Regions from separate parts of the Homo sapiens genome. Here regions 2 and 3 are each linked to region 1. The links are chromatin contacts, found by Hi-C or POLR2A ChIA-PET in ENCODE. All regions are on one chromosome and are shown on one strand. The core of a region is the stretch at or near the end of the contact, and the rest is flanking DNA. Distances in the headings are between cores, read along the strand shown. Region 1 holds the start of HSD17B12 (hydroxysteroid 17-beta dehydrogenase 12). Region 2 holds the start of C11orf96 (chromosome 11 open reading frame 96). Region 3 holds the start of EXT2 (exostosin glycosyltransferase 2).

The links. A loop is a pair of places that touch in the nucleus more often than their neighbours do. ChIA-PET counts read pairs that join two places held with the same protein, here RNA polymerase II (POLR2A). Pooled maps may share reads with other maps.
Region 2: a map of naive thymus-derived CD4-positive, alpha-beta T cell shows a loop between it and region 1 (4-fold over the local background). The contact joins the promoter of C11orf96 here to the promoter of HSD17B12 in region 1. A Hi-C loop is called at or near these places in 1 of 168 maps with a recorded cell type or tissue (naive thymus-derived CD4-positive, alpha-beta T cell) and 12 of 50 pooled maps. POLR2A ChIA-PET finds 5 or more read pairs at or near these places in 2 of 52 experiments (HEK293T and WTC11).
Region 3: a map of naive thymus-derived CD4-positive, alpha-beta T cell shows a loop between it and region 1 (4-fold over the local background). The contact joins the promoter of EXT2 here to the promoter of HSD17B12 in region 1. A Hi-C loop is called at or near these places in 2 of 168 maps with a recorded cell type or tissue (both naive thymus-derived CD4-positive, alpha-beta T cell), 1 of 37 single-sample maps with no recorded cell type and 8 of 50 pooled maps.

Annotation. Positions count from the first base shown.
Region 1 is chr11:43,679,280-43,682,797 of GRCh38, forward strand. It overlaps HSD17B12 (hydroxysteroid 17-beta dehydrogenase 12), which reads left to right and starts at 1,459. Exons shown (of 11, transcript NM_016142.3): 1 at 1,459-1,708. The coding sequence starts at 1,549. RefSeq lists enhancers at 1,054-1,103, 1,314-1,879, 1,954-2,003, 2,154-2,213.
Region 2 is chr11:43,941,112-43,944,311 of GRCh38, forward strand. C11orf96 (chromosome 11 open reading frame 96) reads left to right here and starts at 1,526. Exons shown (of 1, transcript NM_001145033.2): 1 at 1,526-2,767. The coding sequence starts at 1,794. The coding sequence ends at 2,162. It also overlaps a transcript of ACCSL not described here. RefSeq lists silencers at 1,114-1,243, 1,284-1,413 and enhancers at 2,153-2,982, 2,983-3,200.
Region 3 is chr11:44,093,911-44,097,428 of GRCh38, forward strand. It overlaps EXT2 (exostosin glycosyltransferase 2), which reads left to right and starts at 1,768. Exons shown (of 14, transcript NM_207122.2): 1 at 1,768-1,942. RefSeq lists a silencer at 1,635-2,254 and an enhancer at 2,675-2,724.

The DNA.
Region 1 (3,518 bases), core at 209-2,708:
GAGTTACAAGACAGGGATGCCCTCTCTCACCACTCCTATTCAACATAGTGTTGGAAGTTCTGGCCAGGGCAATCAGGCAGGAGAAAGAAATAAAGAGTATTCAGTTAGGAAAAGAGGCAGTCAAATTGTCCCTGTTTGCAGATGACATAATTGTATATTTAGAAAACCCCATCGTCTCAGCCCAAAATCTCCTTAAGTTTTACACAATTTTTTAAACTTACCTTGTGATCTTTCTCCTCTGCAACTTTGCTAACGTAGTTCCCATGCCTCTATCTGGACTTCACACTTCTGTGCCCCCTGGAAATACCACTCCCCCACTCCCCAACCAAAAAAGGGAAATTTAAAAAAGAAAGTAAAATTTTCTATCCCCCTTTGAAGACAAATTAAAAGATATAGTCTCCTTCCAAAACTAATTGTTCAGCAAGCTGTGTTCCTATATTTTTCATTCACCATACAGCTCTGATGCCATCGTCTAACAGTTATTAGACTCCATCAGGTTATTTGCCTTGAACCCCAAATCGTTGGGAACTAAGTGATGTTTAGTGCTCAGCTGGGAGGGAGGTCTGGCATTTAAGGGCTCTCTATGAGTGAGTGTAACCCGGGCGAATGCCTGCAGCGAGGAAGGCACAGACACAGAAGACTGCAAGCCTTTATCTGGAAAAGTTTATGGCAACAATGACAGCACGCTTAACAATGATATATTTATTATATAATTATATCATATATGTAAAATATATATTTATTTAATAAAGAGTTGAAAATAAAACTGTGGCTCCACACCTATTTCTTTTCTTTTTTTTTTTGTTTTTGTTTTGGGATGGAGTCTCACTCCGTCGCTCAGGCTGGAATGCAGTGGCGCGATCTCGGCTCACTGCAACCTCTGCCTCCCGGGTTCGTGATTCTCCTGCCTCAGCCTCCCGAGTAGCTGAGATTACAGGCGCACGCCACCACGCCCGGCTAATTTTTGTATTTTTAGTAGAGACGGGGTTCGGATGTTGGCCAGGCTGGTCTCGGACTCCTAAGCTCAAGCGATTCGCCCGCCTCGGCCTCCCAAAGTGCTGGGATTACAGGTGTTAGCCACCGCGCCCTGCCTACGCCCACTTCTTACTATAATCTTTCCATTCACTAGCGGCTTCTCTGATCCCATTTCCTCTTCGAACCTGAGCTCAAACCAGCCTGGGTCTGACCGGCCAATCCGAGCGCAGTCTTCCGCAGTCGCGAGTACGGCTGCAGCCAATGAGAGACCGGGGCGCCTCGGTGGGGTGAGACAGGGCGCTCACTGGCGGAACCCCGGGGGACGCGGTGATGGGAGGAGTGTGGGAGGGGCAGTGGAACTGGAGTCAGCTAATGGCTGACGCACTACGCGCAGAGGGAAAGACGGGTCACCAATAGCGACACGGATATGGCCCCGCGGGCGGGGTTTAGGCCCAAAGTGGTGTCGGAGCAGCGCCTATTAGTGTCATCCTCACCGTCACGGCCGGCGCCTCCTCCTGGATTCATTCACTCGCTCTTTTCATTCACGAAGGTAGTGAGGCCTAGTGGAAAGCCATGGAGAGCGCTCTCCCCGCCGCCGGCTTCCTGTACTGGGTCGGCGCGGGCACCGTGGCCTACCTAGCCCTGCGTATTTCGTACTCGCTCTTCACGGCCCTCCGGGTCTGGGGAGTGGGGAATGAGGCGGGGGTCGGCCCGGGGCTCGGAGAATGGGCAGGTGAGTCGGATGCAGCGCCGCGTCCTCGCTCCCGCGGCGGCCCGGACCAGGCCTGGGCCGTGATGACTAGTTCTGGGGTCTGCTCCTGGCCTTCCCCTCCCCAGCTCTCCTCTTTCTCAGGCTCCTGTGCCCCGCGGGCCCCTCCTGGCTCCCTTGGCTGTCTTCTGCTTGCTTAGACTACTTGCAGAGTTTTAAGGTACGAAATACACTGCTCGCTCAATCCTGGGAATCTAAGCTCAGCTTAGGGTGTAGGAGAAAACTGCCTTAAGTCTCTGGGGCTTGTGCCCTTTAAGCCATTCCGTGTTCATGGAGCCAGTCAGTCGCCCTGCTGCCTCCTCAGTCACACGCTGTCCTCCTTGGTTCGCCCCTTGTAAGTGTTTTTAAAATAAAGTTTTTCGCTCGGTTTGAATATTGGCCCTGTGCTAAGGATGCAGAGCATTCTGTTAACATGTTTGGGCAGAGGATGGAAAGGGGTGTAGGGACACAATTTCAGAAGGCTTTTTGCACTGCGGAATCGTACCTCCCCAGTTACGATTAAGATAGTAATCGTATCTGGATTTGGCCTATTTCATACAATTACAAAGCCCCTTTAAAAGGAATTCTCGCTAAACTGTTCTGGAGTCCTAACGAGTAGCAAGAACTATTGCTTCTGTAAAATGATAACTCATCATGTTAAAATCAGATTTTTTTTTTTTTTTCACAAGGACGTTTGTAGGAAAAAGTATACCCGTAAAGAGTGAACCAAACACATGGAACTTGTAGTCGGAGGATTTTTAAAATGGAGGACGAAGGTCAGGTTGAGGAAATAGGGAAAATTATCTGCAGGGAAGTTTTGCTCCCCCCCCCCTTTTTTTTTTCTTTTTCAACCTATTTTGTTTCCTTCTTTGCTTTATTTTTCGTCTCTTGGCCTTTTTTCCCTTTAAACCGAGTGATTACTTATGATATGCTTGTGGTCCTACCCTGAGATGATTATTTATTTTGATGTTTTATAATCGAATGTGCACTTCCTAAGCATTTTATTGAATTTTGGGGTGGTTAGGCATTGCCTGCAGACTGGGCTCAGGTAAGATACACTAATAATGTTACTCCATGTTCTTTGTTTATTTAGAAACATTTAAACAACCTAGTAGGAAAGACATATGTTAACCTTTTGGGTTTATGTTAACATTAAGAGAAAACATCTTAGCAGTGGATATGTATGTGAAATCTTTGGACGATGTGGAGCAACATTATAATTCTGTTTCACAGTCACCTGTTTCTCTGAAAAAGGAAGTGAAATGTTCAGCTGGGTGTGATGGCTCACGCCTGTAATCCCAGCATTTTGGGAGGCCGAGGCGAGTGGATCACAAGGTCAGGAGTTTGAGACCAGCCTGACCAACACGGTGAAACCCCGTCTGTACTAAAAATACAAAAATTAGCTGGGCGTGGTGGCGCGCCCCTGTAGTCCCAGAGGCTGAGGCAAGAGAATCGCTTGAACCCAGGAGGCGGAGTTTGCAGTGAGCCGAGATCATGCCACTGCACTCCATCCAGCCTGGGTGACAGAGCGAGACTCATCTCAAAAAAAAAAAAAAAAAAAAAACAGAAAGTGAAGTATTCAACTTGGTTATAATTAAGATTATGATTTCCCAATTGACTTGCCCACATTCTTCATTGTTAGTTTTGGAAAACCTGTTTGAAGACTTTTGACTACAAAAGACTACAAGATTTTTATACAAGATAAAAATTAGGGAATTGTATCAAGATAAAATTTGTAATTGGTAAGCAAAGACTAATGTTAATAACTTGTTGTTTTCTTTTCTTTTCTTTTTTT
Region 2 (3,200 bases), core at 276-2,775, 260 kb after region 1:
CATGGCCATACTAAGCACTTAGCATGTTATTATTGCCCTTCTGGTGGCAGCTTAAATATCCAGGCTCTGAGCAGCCTTTCCTGGTCCCGTGCTCTAAGCATCTCACCACCTGCATCCCCAGCTCATCGCCCTACTTTATTTCACCACAAAACATGTTCTTCTTCGTGTGTGTATCATCTGTCTCTCCCCACAACACCCCACTCCCATTAGAATGTAACTTTCATGAGGGCCAGGACTGTACCTTTCTTGTTGGCTTCCATGCCTTTCCTGAGCAGGAAAGTAACTTCTCAGTAAATCTGTGTTGAGTGGATACGGAAAGGACGGAGGCCAAATCCCACTGACCCCCTCCTTTTTGGGTGGCCCTGTGAGCCCTGCTGGGTGCCTGTCAGTGCCCCACATCTCAAGCCCACTTGGCCATGGCCAGGCTCACAGTTTCCTCTTGGGAGTCCCAGGACATAGGGCAGGGACTGCCCTGTGGACCTGCTCTTAGAGACCTTGGGAACACTGGTGAGATTTAGCTCAGGGTACTCACCCTCAGCAGGGGGCTGTCAGAGCATGGACTCTGGAGTCAGCCCATCTGTTTCCATCAGATACTAGTGGACCAGTTACTTATCCCCTCTGTGCCTGGTTTTCCCATATGTAAAAATGAGAGAATACCAATTACCTCATAGGGCTGCTGCTGTGAAGATTAAACAGGATAATATACGTAAAACAGAGCTCATGGTTGGCTTGGAGTAAAGCTCTCCAGATGGTAGCTATTATTGTTGTTGTTGTTGTTAGTGCCATATCCAAGTGTCACTCTTCAGAGCATGAATGGGGGTGCCCGAGGGACTTGGGTGGGGGAGTGAGGAGACAAACATAAAGAAGACATCTAGGGAAGGGAAGAACCGGAATGGAATAATCGAGATGTGTTTGCATTCGTGCGTGTGTGTGTGTGTGTGTGTGTGTGTGTGTGTGTGTGTGTGCGCGCGCGCGCCTGCGGAGGGGGGTGGCAAGGATCCAGAAGGGGAGCCCACCCCTTCTTCCGAGCTCAGCTCTGGGGAGCCGGGCGCTCAGGCTCGCCAGGCTGCAAAGAGAGCTGAGAGCTGCCTCGCGCCCCGCGCAGAACCGGCGGTGGAATAACCAGCGCCTCAAGTGTGTGCATCTGGGACCAGGGGGCGGGGGAGGGGGACCTGCGGCCCCGCGGCCAACCCGGTTGGTGCAGACTTGGGGATCCCAGAAGGGACAGTGCCCGCCCAGTCGCGGCGATTGAGGGTCCCTGTCCGGGCGCAGCTCGGGCCAGCCGCGTGCTCCGGGGCCGCGGCTTCTCCCGGAACCCCCGCGGGCGGGGCCTGCCTTCCGGAGCCGGTTGGCGGGGGGCGGGCGGCGCCGGGGAAGGGGCCGTTACTTTCCCAGAGCGGCGGGGCGACGTCAGGCGGAAGGGCGCGGGGCGCGCACGCTTTAAATGGCATTCGCTGTCATCCGAGCTCAGAGCCGTGTGGGCAGCCGCGGGCTATATAAGCCGCGAGCCTGGCCGCCGCGGGGCAGACGGCGACAGCAGCGGCGGCGAGCGCCTCGGAGCGCGGCGGAACAGCGCCCCCCGAGCCCCGTGCCCCCCGACGGGTCCGCCCGCCCGCCCGCCCTCCCGAGGAGCGCCGGCCCGGGCCCGCGAGGGCCGCCGCCACCCCGCAGCAGATTTGGATCCCCCGCCCGGCGAGCCCCCGGCTGCTGCCTCCCGGGGGGCCCCGGCGCAGCGGCCGCCCTCGGAGAGCCCCGGCGCCCCGCCGCCCGGCCCCGCAGACGCCGGAGGCGCCATGGCCGCCAAGCCCGGCGAGCTGATGGGCATCTGCTCCAGTTACCAGGCGGTGATGCCGCACTTCGTGTGCCTGGCCGACGAGTTCCCGCAGCCCGTGCGGCCCGCCAAGCTGCCCAAGGGCCGGGGCCGGCTGCGGCGGCCGCGCCAGTCTCGCTTCAAGACGCAGCCGGTGACCTTCGACGAGATCCAGGAGGTGGAGGAGGAGGGGGTGTCCCCCATGGAGGAGGAGAAGGCCAAGAAGTCGTTCCTGCAGAGCCTGGAGTGCCTGCGCCGCAGCACGCAGAGCCTGTCGCTGCAGCGGGAGCAGCTCAGCAGCTGCAAACTGAGGAACAGCCTGGACTCCAGCGACTCCGACTCGGCCCTGTAAGGGGCGCCGCCCGCGGGGGGGACGCGCGCGTCCGCGGTCCGCGCGGGGACCGGCGTGTGAACCCCGAGAGTGCCCGCGCCCTGCTCCCGGGGGACCCGCAAGGACCCGGGACCGCCGCTCCTCGCGCGCTCGGACTCCCGCCCCGCTGCGAACCGGTCGGTGCGCCCCTCGCCGCGCTCGCCCTGGCCCGGGAGCGCCGGGAGCGGGGCCGCTTTCCTCGTCCTTGTAAATGTTTATTTTTTAACTCTTCCCAGTGCGAACTCTGCTGTGAGTGTGTGCGGGGAGGCGCGCCCGCGCTGAGTCGGCGGCGGGTAGCCACTCCATGCCCTTGTCCGATGGTTTGCAACTCCGATTTTGCACACCGCTCCACCGTGCCCCCCAGCGCACACCCATTCACACTCACGCCAACACTCTCGCTGAACACTTTTATAATTGTTAGGCGTGGCCGTTGGGACTTTGGGCGCAGCGCGGCTGCTACTGCGTCTGGAGGATTGATATTTATTTTTGCATTGCGATGGCTGAAGGCATTTATTTAACGATCTTTTTACCTGGATATGTCTGTGAGGCTCCTGAAAGGAGACAAATAAAGTCAATATATTTGCACAGTGCAGTTTTCCAGGCTCTTGACTTTTTGCACCTTCGGGGTCCAGGCTCCCAAGACTCGGGGAGGTGGGGGAGGAGGTGGCAGGGGGATGTCGGACCAGGGAGCCGGGAGTGGAGCTACCTCCACAAGCTTCGGTCACCGGAACGAGGTTGCGCCACCGGTGCGCGGGTCGGTTGCCTGCCTCCCCAAGTGGATCCACCCCCGGTCCAGTGTGCTCCTGCGTCCCTGGTCTATTCCCCATCGCCGGCATCCGGGCTGAAGTGAAGCCGCAGGAGGGGCGGAGGCAGAGCTGACGATGGAGAGCTCTCTCCTCCGTACAGTTCACTTCCCAGAGCTGGGGTCAGGGTCCTCGCCCCGCACCCGCCACAGAAGACGCATCTCCCTCTGCGCTGATTCCTGGCGGCGGGTGGGGAGATGTCGGAGCCAGCAATGCG
Region 3 (3,518 bases), core at 518-3,017, 410 kb after region 1:
GAAGAAGATAGGCAGCATTGTGTGAGGCTGTGCCTCACACAGTTCTTTAACACGGCAAATTCTCATTTTATAAAAGAACAAAGGATTAATTAAAAACATACATGTTTAAAATACAGATAAATATGGAGAAGAAAAAAAGAGGCCACAATCTTCCAGACCAGATAGCTATTGTTGACTTATTTCAAAAAGTGAAAACAATATTCCCTGGGATAAGATAAATTTGGATACAGTTCCAGTGGTGATTGTCACTGCTCTCCACCCATCCAGTTCTCAAATGGGGTGGGTGTGTGCTACATTTTGTATCATTTGCAGGGGGGATTTGATTTGGAAAGCAGAGCAATGCCCCCTTGGATGTGGGGAAGCAGAACATGAGTGTCCCATCCCCAGAATGTCCTCATCCCAATCTCCCTAGATCTGTGACAAGCAGGCATTAACTCACAAAAATATCCCTGGAATCGAGGTTGCTGCCGGAAGCCTCTGTAGGTATCTAGTCTCAGAATCATCACTTTGAATATTTAAGCTATCAGTGACAACTTCCACCAGATGGCGCCAAAGTACATCTGGGACCAGAAGGGATTTGGATCCTGTAGCCAGACCCACAACTCTACCAAACCAACATCGCAGGCCCAGGGGTCATTTCATTAACCTCTCAATAACATCGCTCTGAATTTTAATTTAATTTTTTAGTTTCCACTTACTGCTTTATGACAGCGGTTTTAGTGTGCATGGATAGGGCTAAATCATGTAAATAATAGAGAAAGATACAAAACAAAAATGCGTTTTTTTTTTTTTTTTTTGGAGACAGGGTCTTGCTCTATCACCCAGGCTGGAGTGCAGTGGCACGACCACGGCCCACTGCAGCCTTGACCTCCTGGGCTCAAGCAATCTTCCTGCCTCTGCCTCCTAAGTAGTTGGGACTACAAGCGTGTGCTACGATGCCTAGTTAACTTTTTATTTTTTGTAGAGATGGGGTCTTGCTCTGCTGCCCAGGCTGGTCTCAAACTCTTGGGCTCAAGCGATCCTCTCGTTTAGGCCTCCCCAAATGCTGGAATTACAGGCGTGAGCCACCTTTCCTCGCCATAAATGCTTCCATTTCCGCCTCGACAACTACTCCACCTGAAGCTGTTCATTTCTTCTTGCATTCCTTCCAGAAAAAAGTTATACACATGCCTGAATATAAGCACCTACTTTATATATTTCTCCCTCTTGTTTTTGCATATGCATAGTTTACCTAAAAGTGACTTGCCCGCTGTTTTGGACTACGCTTTGATCTTAACTAATATCTTGGAGATATTTCCTTACCCAAATATATTGCACTATCTCACATTACTCAAATCAATCAAATTCCATAATTTATTTCGATTGTGTCTAGCATTTCGCTATGATTAGAAAGAATGCTGTCATGGAACTTTTTGACAAACATTGTTGAGAATATCCATAGGGCAAACTCCGTACAGAGAGCTTGTTGGAATGAAGGGTACCAGCATTTTCCGTTTGATGGATAGTACCAAATTGCCCTCCAGGAATGTTATACGCTCACCAGAACTGATTATAATAAAACGTCTACATATTTGTTAGTTTTATAAGCAACGCGTGGTGTCTCGTTTGGGTTTAAGGATTCTTTAATTATGAATGAGGCTGTCTGAGCATTTCACTGCGGAGCCTGAGCGCGCCTGCCTGGGAAAACACTGCAGCGGTGCTCGGACTCCTCCTGTCCAGCAGGAGGCGCGGCCCGGCAGCTCCCGCATGCGCAGTGCGCTCGGTGTCAGACGGCCCGGATCCCGGTTACCGGCCCCTCGCTCGCTGCTCGCCAGCCCAGACTCGGCCCTGGCAGTGGCGGCTGGCGATTCGGACCGATCCGACCTGGGCGGAGGTGGCCCGCGCCCCGCGGCATGAGCCGGTGACCAAGCTCGGGGCCGAGCGGGAGGCAGCCGTGGCCGAGGTAAGCGCGGCTCTCCAGGGCGGCGGCCGGGCGGGCGCTGAAGCGAGGGCTCGGGCCTCCGGGGGCCGCTGCTGGGTCGGGACAAGGGCCGAGGGAGCGCGGCCGCGCGGAGGCTCCGTGGAGGCCCGTGGGCTGCGAGAGGCCACCCCCAGCCCCGCCGGGGCTGTGACAATGACTGCCCGCTTTTGGAGCGCTCCGATTTCCACTCCTGCTTCTCCTTCTCCTCCGGCGGCGGCCGCGCTTTCAGCATCTTGGTACCCACCTGTTCTCCTAGCCAACCTTCGCCCCCAGTCCGCTCCTTCCTTTCCTCCTGCGACCCGCCCTCCGCCCTCCGCCGTGACCCCTCCCTTCCTGCTGCCACCTTCCCGCCAGCCACAGGGATCTGATTCCTCCCAGGGGGATGTCCTGCGCCTCAGGGTCCGGTGGTGGCCTGCGGCATCCCTTGCGGTGCCAGAAGCCGTGGGACGAGGTAGGGAAGGGGCCAGGGGCATGTTATGCCGGGGACTGGGTGGTCGGGGGCGTGTTAGGCCGGGGACTGGGTGACCGGGAACTAGATGGCCGGGGGCGTGTTAGGCCGGGGACTGGGTGGCCGGGGTCATGTTGGGCCAGGCACTAGGTGGCTGGGGGCGTGTTAGGCAGGGGACTGGGTGGCCGGGGGCCTGTCAGGACGGGGCAGGAGTATGTTAGACTGCGGACTAGATTGCTGGTGGCATGTTAGGCCAGGGACTAGGTGGCCCGGGGGTGTGTCGGGCCGGGGCCAGGGGCATGTTAGTCTCGGGACTAGGTGGCCAGAAGCACACTGGCTCTGGGCTTCAACTTGAAGTCCAGAGGTGTTTGGGGCTTTGTTACATTCGGTGGGAACCAGATCTAAACACACAATTTTGAGAATCAAAGAATTGCTTGGTGTTACTGATTGGGCAATGCTAATCTAGAAAGGTTCTTGACTTATTTATGTGAAGATATGGTCTTGAAATATGTACATTTAAATTCTTGTAAGTCTTAACTTCTTGTAAGTCAGGTAAGTGCTCTATGTACTTTAACTGGACTTAGTTTGTAACTTTCAGAACTCAAAGGCTATTCACTGTAATAAAATAGATGATTCAGTTTCCATCATTCACTTTCCCCGACTTCCTGGTTGCATGTGAGGGTATGAATGGATAATCAGTTTTGGGGCCAGACTGCCATGCTGTGAATCCTAGCTTTGGCATTTCCAGTTGTGTAATATTGGGCCAGGTACTTAAACTTTCTGTTGTACTATCCCCATCTGTAAAATGAGGGTAATAATAGCTTGGCTTATAGTGCTGTTATGAAGATTAAATAAGTTAACACTATAAAGTGCTTAAAACAGACCCTGGCATGTAGTAAGTGCTTAGTAAGATTTACATATTAATTATGTAATGACACACATTGTCTTATGGTATAATTCCCATGATTAAAAGGGCATTGTTTTTAATTGAAAATAATTTTTAGGGGCATTTAGCCATAACATAACTTTAATTATAAAGAATCCTATCAAGTAAGGCAATGAATTGTGGCTTTTTTTGCTTTTGCTTATATTTGGTTCCTCTGTTTTTCG